Linked DNA regions of Homo sapiens: region 1 is linked to region 2. A link is a loop called in an ENCODE intact Hi-C map of the cell type or tissue named here. Cell type or tissue: IMR-90. All regions are shown on one strand. Links, peaks and the distances in the headings refer to the core of each region. The heading gives the core; the rest is flanking DNA.

What was found. Peaks named below come from ENCODE experiments on the same cell type or tissue, not always from the same donor. Only the 100,000 strongest peaks of a DNase experiment are listed, where the experiment ranks them.
Region 1: a loop joins it to region 2, with 10 times the contacts of the local background. A loop is called at or near these places in 8 of 110 quality-filtered maps.

The regions. Positions count from the first base shown.
Region 1 is chr13:49,277,356-49,284,721 of GRCh38, reverse strand. CDADC1 (cytidine and dCMP deaminase domain containing 1) reads right to left here. Exons shown (of 10, transcript NM_030911.4): 7 at 6,203-6,372; 8 at 4,024-4,213. Among named protein-coding and RNA genes, the nearest start is that of CDADC1, 33 kb to the right of the region's middle. In IMR-90, for the core only: a CTCF peak has its summit at 3,452 (motif pointing right); a DNase peak (open chromatin) is centred at 3,481.
Region 2 is chr13:49,604,323-49,611,019 of GRCh38, reverse strand. No RefSeq gene overlaps it. Among named protein-coding and RNA genes, the nearest start is that of ARL11, 21 kb to the left of the region's middle. RefSeq lists an enhancer at 3,915-4,134. In IMR-90, for the core only: a CTCF peak has its summit at 3,779; a DNase peak (open chromatin) is centred at 3,809; H3K4me3 peaks cover 182 bases; H3K27ac peaks cover 174 bases.

The DNA of each region.
Region 1 (7,366 bases), core at 1,931-4,430, 330 kb after region 2:
CCCTGGAAAGGGAGGACATCTAGAAATGGTTGGTTATTTAAACGAATGGGATGGTTTAGGCTAGCACCAAGAAAGAGAGAAGACTTAGAAAGGGTAGGAAGCTACATGAGAAATTACCAAAAAAATGTTTAAAATTAGGCATTTTTTGAAAGACGTCAAACCACTAAAACCTATTAATTTGGGCAGACAAAGTAAAAACAAGTAATCCTGAATTTATGTTTAAGGACATTCATAAAAAGGCTTCTTATAACTGTAAAAACTTAGAAACAATCCAGGTGTCCAACAACATGGGAATGGTTAAATAAGTTAGGCCTATGGGTTGGAATATTGTGTTAAATTATTTAAAATATTTTTTAAAGAACTTTTAGTGGCAGAAAATACAGCAACATGTTAATTGTGGTATCTATGAGTTGTGAGATAATACACGTTCTTTTTTATTTTCCTAGTCTTCTACAATGAGCATATACTACTTTCATAATAAAAATAAGTAATATAACCTAATAGAGAAAAATCCACACATATTAAAGAGAAAACAAAGAACTGAGTATGTGGACATGGATATAGATTGATAAAATCTATTCTTGGAAACAGTGTTGCCCAGTCCTAGCCTGGTTTGTGACAACACCACAGAATAGAACTACTTATCTCAAGGTCTATGGTAACTTATCAAAAAGGAAAGCAAAAAATCTTTCAAAGTAATTTCAATTTGCTTTAATCTTAAAAACAAATACCAAATTTATTGACACACACTATTTTTGATAATCTTGGTACTGAAATTCAGATTTAGAACAAATTCTAGTTCATGTTAATTACTTGCATTTACAAAACTAGGTATCTAGCTAACCATCTACATAATATTTGCAGCCAGGCCAGATGAGAAGGATGAGAAGATGGACAGCTCATCTTCACTGGAGGTAGAACAGAGAACAACCATGAACAACAGCCTTTGGAACATGTGCCTGAGTGAGGGTATTTCCGGGAGGGTCTGGCCCAACTGGGTGCTTCCTTTCCCATCTCTGCCCCTGAAGATCCCCTTAGTCTTCCTGCCTCCTTCTGCTTCTCTTGCCCTTTCTTAAGTTCTTCTGATCTCTTCATTCTCTTTACAATTGAAAAGCTATTAAAATCTACCAGTAAGCAAGATATTTCAGAATTCTCCATAACCCATCACTCATAGTCCTTAATCTTTATGATTAAGTCACTTAATCTTTATGAGGAGAACTTGAAAAACCTATTTATTCACACTCTTCAGGAGGAATGAAGAGACAGAAAACAAAAACACGGAAGTAGAGATTTCTCTGACTAGTTGGATATAAGCTTTTATTGAGTTTTACAAAAAAGGTATCTTTCCCATCTCTGCCTTCTTTCAGTGCCATGTCAACACCCCCTCATTTAAAAATGTGATAAACTTTAAATAAGACAATTAGAAAAAAATGACAATATTACAAATGGTAAAAACTTATGATACTTCATATACACATGACAGACACTGGATAGTATGTTTCTATATTTAAAATTATATACATATATAATTATATGTTATATGTCCAAGTTAATCATATATATGTATGTTCCAGGTATCCTGGACTCAAACTGATGTATATGGCAGGAATGTAAAGCTGAAATATATAAACGGTTCTTTTATATCATTTTTCTTCCCACTGCAAATTCTAGTAGTTAAATGTTACATTAACTCATTCAATGCCAGGATTAAATCATTGGATGTCATAGAAACAATGTATGATTCTGGACAGGATCCTTTTGCTATATAAAAGCAGTCCCCAACCTTTGTGGCACCAGGGACCAGGTACCGGTTTCATGGAAGTTTTTCCACAGACCAGATGGTGAGGAATGGGGGATCATCAGGCTTTAGATTCTCATAAGGAGTGCACAACCTAGATCCCTTGCATGGGCAGTTCACAATAGGGTTCACACTCACATGAGAATCTAATGCCGCTGCTGATCTGGCCGGAGGCAGAGCTTAAGCAGTAATGTGAGCAATGGGGAGTGACCATAAATACAGAAGAAGCTTCTTAACTGGTACCCAGGGGTTGGGGAAACCTGCTATATAAGACATTTCTTGGGCAGCTAATGAACCTTGACTGGAATCTGTGGATTAGTGGCAGTAATGTATCAATGTTAATTTCCTGATTTTTATGGTTGTAATTATGTGGTTATTTCTCATTTGAGGAAATAAAGGGTGAGCTGGTATCATGTCAACAACTTCTGGGAAAAAATTTCTTTGTAGTGTTTTTATAACTTTTCTGTATGCTTAAGGTTTTTTCCAAATAAAAAGCTTTTTGAAAACCAAAATAGGCTGAGAACAGTGGCTCATGCTTGTCCCAGCACTTTGGGAGGCTGAGGCAGGCAGATCGCTTGAGCCCAGGAGACAGAGATTGCCAAGATGGCGCCACTGCACTCCAGCCTGGGTGAGATAGTGAGACCCTGTCTCAAAACAAAAACAAAAGCAAAAAAAAAAAAAAAAAAACCCACAAAAACCAGAACCCAAATAGTGAAGAGGTATAAAGACTTAAAAGTTCTTGTGTTTTCCATGAACTACCTCAGTACATTTTTGGAACTATCAAATAAGAAATTCTTTTTTTCCCGGGCCAGTCGTGGTGGCTCATGCCTATAATCCCAGCACTTTGGGTGGCCGAGGCCGGTGTATCACCTGAGGTCAGGAGTTCAAGAGCAGCCTGGCCAACATGGTGAAACCCCGTCTCTATTATTAAAAATACAAAAGATTAGCTGGGCATGGTGGCGTGCGCCTGTAATCCCAGATACTGGGGGGTGGGGGGAGGGGGGTGGGGGTAGCAAGGCAGGAGAATCGCTGGAACCCGGGAGGCTGAGTTTGCAGTGAGCCGAGATCACGCCATTGCACTCCAGCCTGGGCAATGAGTGAAACTCCATCTCAAAATAAATATATAAATAAATAAACAAATATTCTTGTTTTCCTGATTTTTCTCATGAGAAATGTGTGTGTTTGTGTGTGTGCACCTCCCTTTGTTTGGGGGTGGGGGTGACCTTTAAACTATTGCAGGGGATCCCAAACCTTTGGCAGCAACCAGTACTGGTCCGTGGCCTGTTAGGAACTGGGCCGCACGGCAGCAAGTGAGTGCAGGCGAGCGAGCATTACCGCCTGAGCTCCACCTCCTGTCAGATGAGCGGTGGAATTAGATTCTCATAGGAGCAGAACCCTACTGTGAACTGCACACCTGAGGGATCTAGGCTGCGTGCTCCTTATGAGAATCTATTGCCTGATGATCTGAGGTGGAATAGTTTCATCCCAAAACCATAACCCCATCTGTGGAAAAATTGTCTTCCACAAAACCGGTCACTGGTGCCGAAAAGGGTGGGGACTGCTGAAGTATTTTCACCTCTATCCACCTCTCTAAGCCAGAAAGGAGAGGGAAGAGATGGGTCAGAGATTTTTCTTTTATCAGCCACCAGATGGCACCAAAAGATCCACTGGCTCAATTCTCTACAGAGATGTAAATTCATAAGGCAGGAATCCTTAGCTGAACAGTTGCAGTTAGGTAAGGGTTTGCACATATAAATAAACTCAATAATAATAATAATTTGTTGAAACTCGGCCGGGCGCGGTGGCTTACGCCTGTAATCCCAGCACTTTGGGAGACGGAGGCGGGCGGATCACCTGAGCTCAGGAGTTTGAGACCAGCCCGGACAACATGGCGAAACCCCGTCTCTACTAAAAATACAAAAATTAGCCAGGCGTGGTGGCCGGCGCCTGTAATCCCAGCTACTCGGGGGGCTGAGACAGGAGAATCACTTGAACCCAGGAGGCGGAGTCTGCAGTGAGCCGAGATCGAGCCACTGGCACTCCAGCCTAGGCAACAGAGAGAGACTCTGTCTCAAATAATAATAATAAAATAATAATAATAATAATAATAATAATAATTTGTTGAAACTCTTTAAAAGGGTGGGAATCACTAACTTACAATATTGCAGCAGGGTACCTAACAACATAATACAAAATACACCTGAAAAAAATGTGTATCTACTTACCGTAAATTTGCTAACACCTTCAAGCTCCCCGAACCTCATGTAAGAGATGTCTGCCTTCTTTTTTCCAACATCTACATCTCCTGCATAGATTTGTTTTATGCCTGCACCTTTAATTAAAGGTACACACTCATCACATGGGCACTTTGTCACAAAAATCATGCTTCTTTCTTCTGGTTTTATTTCTTGACACCTACAAAAAAAATTATAAAATATCAGAAAGGTCGTTTCTGAAAGGGTAAGTTATTTTTTAGAAAAATCTTTAAACACTAAAATTGAGCTGTTTTAAAAACAGATTTATGACATTATTAATAATGATCATCAAGCCTTAGACTTGCTGAATTACTGAATGTTCAAAGTATGTAAACCCACAAAAGTGTTATGATACAACCTGAACATGACAATTATTATAACTAAAAATAATTTATTGATTCTAAGTAAGAGGTTCAGTTTCAGATTACAAAATAAATGAAATCAGGAAGATACAGACACCAAAGAAAGAGAGAAAAAACCCCCAATGCTTTCTAAATAAGTACCTGTTTAGAATACTGGAATTAGATTTGAAACTGATACCTTAAGAGCTAATCATGTCTGATTAGACACTAACTCATCTTGTTAGACAAATGACACAGCCCTATCTGGTACCTAGTGGATAGTCAATAAATGTTTACTAAATGAATAATCAAATACTTAAGTTCTGTTTTGACTTATAGTTCCCTTACCCCTTCCCTATCATAGGATAATTTTAAAAAGAAAAGTTTCTATTTGATATATTCACACCTCTGTACAAAATGAAGCAAGTAAATCTGTAATGAAGAGGACAAGGAAAAGAATAGAGGGAATTTTGGGTGAAATTTTGCATGCTGAGGGTAGTTTAGGACTAACAACTGGGGCTGCAAGGACTGACTTCCGGGTTCTGAGGCTTACGTAGCTCTCAGCCAGCCATCTTCAATTCCTCCACCGCCAGCCTTCCACATCCATCTTCCTTGTTGAGACTGTTATTTACGTTCACCTGGACTAGGGCAACAGAATTCTATGCATCTAGTCTGTTCAAACAATACTACCTACATAATCTATAGCGTATGGCTCTGTCAATGCCATTCCATTTCCCCGCTGCCTACCAAATGGAGCATAAACTCAAAGTCCTCTCGAGTCCAGTCCCAGCCTGTCCTTGTGAGCTGTCTTTCCCTTGTGTCCACATTCCAACCTAACTGGAATATTCATGCTCCTAAACACACCACGGATTTTCCTACTTCTAGACCGTTGCTTATGCTAGAAGCAAGAATGGTCTTCCCTTCCCTTCCAATTGCCCCAGTCTAGGAATCCTTTAAAGCTCAGTTCAGATGCCAGTTCTTCCCTAAAGCCTTTCCCTTGCACTCTCCCATTTGTCCATAGCAGCTCCAGAATGTCCGCAGCACTTTACATTTGCCCCTCCCACAGAATCCACAGCACGAGGTGGATGCCGTCTCATATCCCCTATTGCATTAGAAGCTCTCCAAGGACAGGAGTCATGTCTTACACAGTTTTTTAATCCCTTAACCTTAATGGTAAAGGCTGAGAAGTGTTTGTGAAAATGATGTAAATTAACAGGTATAATCACTAACAAAAGCTCTTTTGAAGCAATTTGGTTCATTATAAATCCCTATTCTGAATACTGCAGGCCATTGTAACACAATGGTAAGTATTTGCGTATCTGAACATAAAAAAGGTAACGTGTGATGTTACAATGGCTACTTCACTCAGGAATTTTTCAGCTCTGTTATAATCTTATGGGAACACGTTGTGCATGTAGTCCATCGTTGCTCAAAATGTCTTTCTGTGGCGTGTAACTGTATTAATAAATGCGTGCTCCAGATTTAGAAAACAAAGGAGCCTTAACATCCAGAAATATGAGAGGCTGAGCAAGATCCCAAAGGATAAACTTAAAGCAGTTTCATATTGGAGAGAGGCAAGGGAAAAAAAGACATGCTCAACAAATTGGGAAGACCTGAAGAGGCGATGACCTCAGGTCAGGTCATAGCTTCAGGTCTGGCAGTGAGGACCAAGCTTTACCAAAGTTATACTTCTGAAAGGAAACTTTCTTGGAATTTGAAAAAGGAAATAAATTACAATTATAAGAAAATTAATTTCAACCAACCCTTGCTACATTTTAAAGAAAAGTACACCAAGAAGGATTTCATACCTAAATGTCAAGGCATTCTGTTCCGCATGTATGATGTATCTGAATTTCCTTATTTCTCTGTCTTTCTGCTTGTCATCCATGTGTGGGAAGTCAGCATACTCAGATCCAACAGGAAAAGCATTGTAACCACATCCTACAAAGTACATGGCACCTGTTCCATCACAACTTCTCTACGAGAGTGAGCAAACCAATGGTTAGTTTCAACATTCTGAAAAGACACTTTGCAATGTATTTTTGAAGCTTGCTATCATACTTTGTATAATGAATATTCATTCAATTTTCTACAGTAAACTGAGCTATCAAAAAATATAATACCAGATACTCCTACTGCAGTGTGATCTTGTCAAAGCTAAATTCCAAGAAGGCCAACCACCTCTCTAATCTATAATCTCAAGGAAGTCCTTGTTTTTTGCAATTAATTAAATACTATCTTACTTAACTAACAAATTATTTCACTTGATTCAGATATTACTTCCCAAATAAATTATAGATCCTGGAGAGCAGAAACCATGTTATATATTTCTTTTCCATCCCTTCAACATGTTCGAGTATTCTGTACATAGCAGGTACTCAACAAGTGATTGTTAATTTCTTATGTGCTCTGTGCCATGCTACTGGTTAGCAAGTCAAAAACTTTTAAATACTTTAAACAGAAAATTTCTGTTGGGCTAAAAATGTGCTATTGTGATTTAGTTGGAAAATAAAAAATGCATTTTCATCTTCAGTATTTATTAAGCCTCTATTATATGCATATTATTATAGAACTTCTTACTTCAATGGCTCTTATTTCTCTTTTAAAGAGAAATAGTAGTTAATATGAATGCTTTATCAATTATTAGAATGAAATATTAGTAATGTGTGTGTAATAGTTTTTTGGAATATGCTATAAAACTCATTAAATTTCAATATATTATAATTACTCATGATAATATCAACAGACTCATTACTGTAGCAGCTTCATAAAAATCATGTAATAGTGAGCCAACAAAAGCCTGCAAACAAAATATTATCTCATTAATAAATCTGTTTGAACATTTACTAAATGTCAAACATCATGCTGAGTTATTTATTTATTTATTTATTTAGAGACAGGGTCTCACTCTGTCACCCAGGTTTGACTTCCTGGGCTCAAGTCATCCTCCCATCTCAGCCTCCCAAGTAGCT
Region 2 (6,697 bases), core at 2,691-5,190:
ATGATACTATTCCTAGAAATTCTGCCCTTTAGTGAACTTTAGACATTTTCTCCATATAGCCTTTATGTATTTTTAAACTTTATTACTAAGTATTTTAGGGTTTTTACTGTTATTGGTAATGGCGCTTTTGTCTAAATACATTTTCTAATTAGTTATTAATTTTTATATGTCTTTCCTATATTAAATTAAACTTATACTGAACTCTTCTTTGTTCTAATTGTTTTTTTAGTGGATTCTCTTGACTTGTCTATGGAGACAATCATTGTCTGCAAACGATGGTCGTGTTTAATTCCTTCCAACATTAGGCCTCCCGTTTCATTTACTTATTGGTCCATAAGTTCTAGTTGAATATTAAATAACAGCAGTGACAGAGGGCATACTTTCCTAATCCTTGTCTGTTTTTGTTACTATTGCTGTGAAGCAAATTACCTCAAAATTTAGTGGCTTAAAACAATTATTTTGTTTTGCTTATGATTTTGAGGGTCAGGATTTCAAGAAGGGCTAGATCACATTGTTCTCACTTAGGGTATCTCAAGCAGCTGCAGTCAGATGTCAGCTGGGGATGAAGTCACCTGACGGTTCACCTAGGCTGGATGTCCAGAATGGCTCACTCACATGGCTGACAGTTGATGCTGCTGTCAGCTGGGGGCTCAGTGAGACTAGCAACTGGAGTGCTTACAGATGGCCTCTACATGTTAGTTGGCCTCTTTCCAACATGGCATTCTCAGGGTAGTCAGACCACTTATGTGGAGGCTCAGGGATCTGAGACCAAGTATTCCAGTGAACAAGTAGGAATCTGTGTCACCTTTTCTGACCTAGCCTGAGAAGCCACACTTCTCAGTGTGTACCACTTATTCTGCATTTTATTGTTTGCAAGCAAATCGTTAAGTCTATCCGAATTCAAAGGGAGGGTACAAAGATGCCACCTCTCAATGGGTGGGGTGCCAAAGAATTTGTGACCATATTTTGTAAAAATCCATACATCACTTCAGTGGTGATGTTTCTAATGTTTTACCATTAAATGTAATATTTTCTCTAGGTTCTTGACAGATATCCTTTATAAGTTTGAGGACCCCTTAAATTCAATTATGAGCACATACAAAGAAACAGCAGTTGCCATTTGTTTTTCCTCATATACAAAGGAATATAATTCATGGAGAAGACTTGGGGAAAATTTATATTGTAAGATTTGTGAAATCTGGCTACATAGGTAAAGGTTAGTATACAATAGCAAATAATATTTAAGGATGTTATATTTTAGTCTGGAATATTTTAGAACATAAGTGGGATATTATTTTTTATCAATTGTAATTCAGTTAATATTTAGCAATAACTTGGCCAGGCACAGTGACTCACACCTGTAATCCCAGCACTCTGGGAAGCCAAGACAGGAGAATTGCTTGAAGCCAGGAGTTTGAGACCAGCCTGGGCAACATAGTGAGATCCTGTCTCTACAAAAACAATTTTTTTTTTAGTCAGGCATGGTGGCACACACCTGTAGTCCCAGGTAGGCTGTAGTCTCAGCTAGGCTGAGGTGGGAGGATCACTTGAACCCAGGAGGTAGAGGCCACCATGAGCTATGATCATGCGAGCAAGACCTTGCCTCTTAAAAAAAAAAAAGCAATATCCATCACATATTGCAAAGAGATGATTAGAGAAAAGAATGTAAGAAATTTCTTACAGAAACAATACATTTATTTTATATGGAAAGGAACCATTTTTCCTTTAAATAGGGAATCTAGACAATATTCATCTAAATAGCACATTTAATTTCACTAAAACCTCAGATCCCACTATAGAATCCTGCTGAGCTAGTTTAGATTAGACCATATGGTGAGCTCTTTAAGAAAAAGGAAGTGATCTCTTTCCTAAGCCCATACATACTACTTCAATGATAAGGAAGGCTGATTTGTAACACATAGGCCAAAGAGAAGAATGAACAAGAACCAGAGATGTGTCCCAGTCTCTAGAGCTGGGCTGAGTCAGGCCATCTGCACCTGACCTTTCTAGAACAAGGAGTGATGAGGCTTCTAGGGAAGCTATCACTGGGCCCATCATATCTGGTTACATGGTGATCAGAATGGAGATGATAAATGCTCTAAATGGAAGGCACAGCATGTCCTAAAAGATGAAAGGTTTACATAATATAGGCTTATTCATATACTTTTGGCCCCTGGGAACCACAGCCTTGGGACATATATACCCATGCTTGCGAAAATGTGGAAGCTGGGGAGGTGAGAAGGTAGTGAAAAAGCTGGAGTGTGAAGAAGTTTGGGTTTCCATAGACACCCCCTCTTTTCAAACCTTTTTTCAATTTAACCACAGTCACTGGATTAAATGAATCAATTTAGTTAGGTGGAAATAACAAGTTTATATATCAGTGTAAAAAAGGAACATAAAGAAAAGGATGATGTGGGTTTTTTTTTTCACCCTCAAGTAAATACAATTTTTCCCTTTTAATTGCTTTCTACAGTGAAATCAGGTGAGTTATAGTTGACATTTTATGTGTAATAGATATTTCAGAGTTTGCAGTGGTAGAAAAAGAAAGAAGTAGTAATAGGACCAAAGAAAAAAAGGAACATTTAATAACTGTATCAGAATGTGAGTACTGCTGCCTCCACCCACCAATCATTAGAAGCAAGTGTTAGAAGCAGCAGCTATACCAAGGCCAGGCACAGTGGCTTATGCCTGTAATCCCAGCTCTTTGGGAGGCTGAGGTGGGCAGATCTCTTGAGGCCAAGAGTTCGACACCAACCTGGCCAACATGGTAAAACCCCTCTATTAAAAATACAAAATTAGCCAGGTGTGGTGGCACGCACCTGTAATCTCAGCTACTCGGGAGGGTGAGGCAGGAGAATTGCTTGAACCTGGGAGGTGGTCAGGAGGCTGAGGTGGGAGAATTGCTTGAACCCAGGAGGTGGAGGTTGCAGTGAGCTGAGATTGCACCACTGCACTCCTGGCTGGGCAACAGAGTGAGACTTCGTCTTAAAAAATAAATGAATAAATACATAAAAATAGACGCAGCAGCAATACCAGACTTCCTCTTAGCCACCTGCTAGACCTATAGTCTTGCAAACAACTTCCGATGTCATTCCTGTCTTGATAAATGTAGAGAGAGTTCTGGGAAACGTCAGCCTGGCATGCTAGAACATAGTGAGCTTATACGGTGTTAAAACTCTAGGAAACTGTTAAGTTCTGACTCTCCTTCCATGAGGGTTTTTCATCCATTTTTGGCAGTCCTTCACACTACCTGTTTCCATTCCAAGGAATTCTGCCTCTTATTTTTTTATTTTTTATAGCGACAAGGTCTCACCCTGTTGCCCAGGCTGGTCTCAAATTCCTGGGCTCAAGCAATCCTCCCACCTCAGCTTCCCAAAGCACTGTGATTACAGGCATGACCCACCACACCTGGCCGGAATTCTGCCTTCTAATCTGGCTCATTGACCAACTTTTGAGTGAACTGAGATAAATCCTACAAATTGCTGAGTTTGTTTCCATGTTTGTGATGCACTGAAGTAGTCCTCTTGTGAATGTGCCTGGATCATATTATAAATGTTGTGGTCACTCCTGTAGCCAGTTTGGAAATATTGCAATAATTTCAGAATTGAAGAAATGTATCTTGAAATTAAAAACTACTTAAACCTATAGAATACACCTGGGTATTAATTTCTTATTAGACAGCATTAAATCTAGATTGGTTAGTAAGTGAACCAGAGGCAACCAAGTAAATGAGAATGAACCTTTAACTGATGCTAGGTTTGGGCCCGCGCCACATGGTGGCAGGCTTGCTCTGTGAAGTACTTCCTCTTCAGGACCAACAAACAATAGTGTTCCTAAACGCCATAAAGCTTTCCTCCAAGCCGTGACTCAGGGACCAAGGCTCCTTTCATTCTGTGGCCCCGCCATCTTCAACAAGCGGTTTCCAGGGTCTTTGCAGAAGGAGAAAGAACAAGAAGGACCACCGTGGGAGATCTGTGTGTGATCCCAGGAAAACAAACTTCATCAAGAAACAAGTTTCTGCTTTTCTTTTCTTTTCTTTTTTTTTTGACAGAGTCTCTGTAGCCCAGGCTGGAGTGCAGTGGTGCGATATCGGCTCACTACAACCTCCATCTCCCGGGCTCAAGCAATTCTTGTGCCTCAGCCTCCCGAGCAGCTGGGATTACAGGCATGCACCACCAAACCCAGCTAATTTTTGTATTTTAACTAAAGATGGGTTTTCGCCATGTTAGCCAGGCTGGTCTCGAACTCCTGACTTCAGGCGATCTGCCCTCCTCAGCCTCCCAAAATGCTGGGATTACAGGTGTGAGCCACTGCGCCCTTCAAGAAACAAGTTTTAATGCTAGTATTTAACTACATTAAATCACATTAAACTACATGGTTTAGGAAATTAATTTTTAGAAAGAATAACATAAGTTATTAAGTTGTGAAGATTGTATTTTCTTTTTTTTATTTTTATTTTTATTTTTGAGACAGAGTCTTGCTCTGTCCCCCAGGCTGGAGTGCAGTGGTGTGATCTTGGCTCACTGAAGCCTCTACCTCCTGGTTTCAAGTGATTTTCCTGTCTCAGCCTCCCGAATAGCTGGGATTACAGGCGCCCACCACCATGCCTGGCTAATTTTTTTTTTTGAGACGGAGTTTCACTCTTGTTGCCCAGGCTGGAGTGCAATGGCATGATCTTGGCTCACTGCAACCTCCGCCTCCCAGGTTCAAGTGATTCTCCTGCCTCAGCCTCCCAAGTAGCCGGGATTACAGGCATGTGCCACCACACCTGGCTAATTTTTTTTTTGTATTTTTAGTAGAGACGGGGTTTCTCCATGTTGGCCAGGCTGGTCTTGAACTCCTGACCTCAGGTGATCCACCCGCCTTGACCTTCCAAAGTGCTGGGATTACAGGTGTGAGCCACCGTGCCTGGCCTAATTTTTGTATTTTTAGTAGAGACGGGGTTTCACCATATTGGCCAGGCTGGTCTTGAACTCCTGACCTCAAGTGGTCCGCCCACCTCGGCCTCTCAAAGTGCTGGGATTACAGGCCCACTGCGCTCGGCCAAGATTGCATTCTCTTTAAAAAAATGTTACTTTACATCGTATGGTACATAGGCAGCAATGATTTAACCTTCAGTAGAACATTCCGCCTCTAAATCTCAGTATCATCTTCTCCAAAATGATGGGTTTGTATTTACTTAAAGTTCCATAATTATCATACCCCTCTTACAATTAAAAAAGGCTTAAATATTCTTCTTCAGTAAAAGGAATATCAGTCATGTTACAGTAGCTTTTTAAAGAATATGGTTTCTGGAGTTGGACTGCCTAGGTTTGAGTTTGAGTTCTGCCATTTATTAACTGTGAGGTATTAGGTATGGTACTCAGCCTATCAAAATTTCAGTTTCTTTCCAGGCATGGTGGCTCACACCTGTAATCTCAGCACTTTGGGAGACCCAGGTGGGCAGATGGTTTGAGTTTAGGAGTTAGAGACCAGCCTATGCAACATGGTGAAACTCCGTCTTTACAAAAAATAAAAAAATTAGCCAGGCACAGTGGCATGCACTTATAGTCCTAGCTACCAGGGAAGCTGAGATAGGAGGATTGCTGAAGCCTGGGAGGTCAAGGCTGCAATGAGCCATGAGCAAGACCCTGTCTCAAAAAAAAGAAAAAACAAACAAAAAAAAATGCAAAACAAAAAAAACGAGACTTGATTAGTCCACATTATATACATGTAACTAAATTTCACATGTACCCCATAAATTTGTACACGTAAAAAAGATTTCAATTTCCTCATCCATAAAGTGGGATAAGTTACTGCACATATCTTATAGGGTTGTTAGGATTAAATGGGAAAAACGTATGTATGGCAGAGACTGGCCAACTGTTTACTAAACTGTTTCTTTTTCTTCCTGAGCAAACAGTTAAACCACATTTTCCATCTTCACTTAAGTTAGCTGTGGCCATGCAACTGAGTCCTGATCAGTGGAATGTGAAAGTGTTAGCAGCAGTGAATCTGTACAGGTCTGCAGCAGCCTCAATTCTTGCCACCTCAGAAGAAAGAACTTGACTGAGGGGCATAAGGCAGAGGGAGAGACTGAGGCAAGTTTTAGAGCAGGAGTGAAAGTCTTTAAAAAGTTTTAGAGCAGGAATTTTAAAAAAGTACACTTGGAAGAGGGCCAAGCAGGTAACGTGAAAGATTCAAGTGTACAGTTTGACCTTTGACTCGGGGCTTTATACACTGGCATGCTTCCAGTGGGTAACATCTCTTCTCCCAGTTCTTCCTTTGGGGTGGGCTGTCTGCATTCGCACTGGCCTGCCAGCACTTGGGAGGAGCCGCATGTGCAGTGTGTTTACTGAAGCTGTGCACATGCTCACTTGAGGCGTTTTTCCCTTACCAGTTGAGTGTTCTAGAGGAAGGTCATATACTGGTTAAACTCTGCCATTTTGCCTTAGTTTTCATGCTTGAGCCCACTCACCCAACTCCTGAGATCTTACCAGGAAGCTGCTGATCACCAGTTTCGGGTGTTTTCTATTTATTGAGAGCCTGCCTTTCTCTGGCGCTGGCTGCAACCAATTATTATTTTAGAGAGACAGTTAACAACCGCCTGACCATTACCTGATGGTTTCCTGACATTCCTGGTTGTGGTAGGGGGGTGCTTTCCTGCCCTGCTCATGTCTGCCTACTACCTACTGTAACAAAAGGAAGAGAAGCGTGC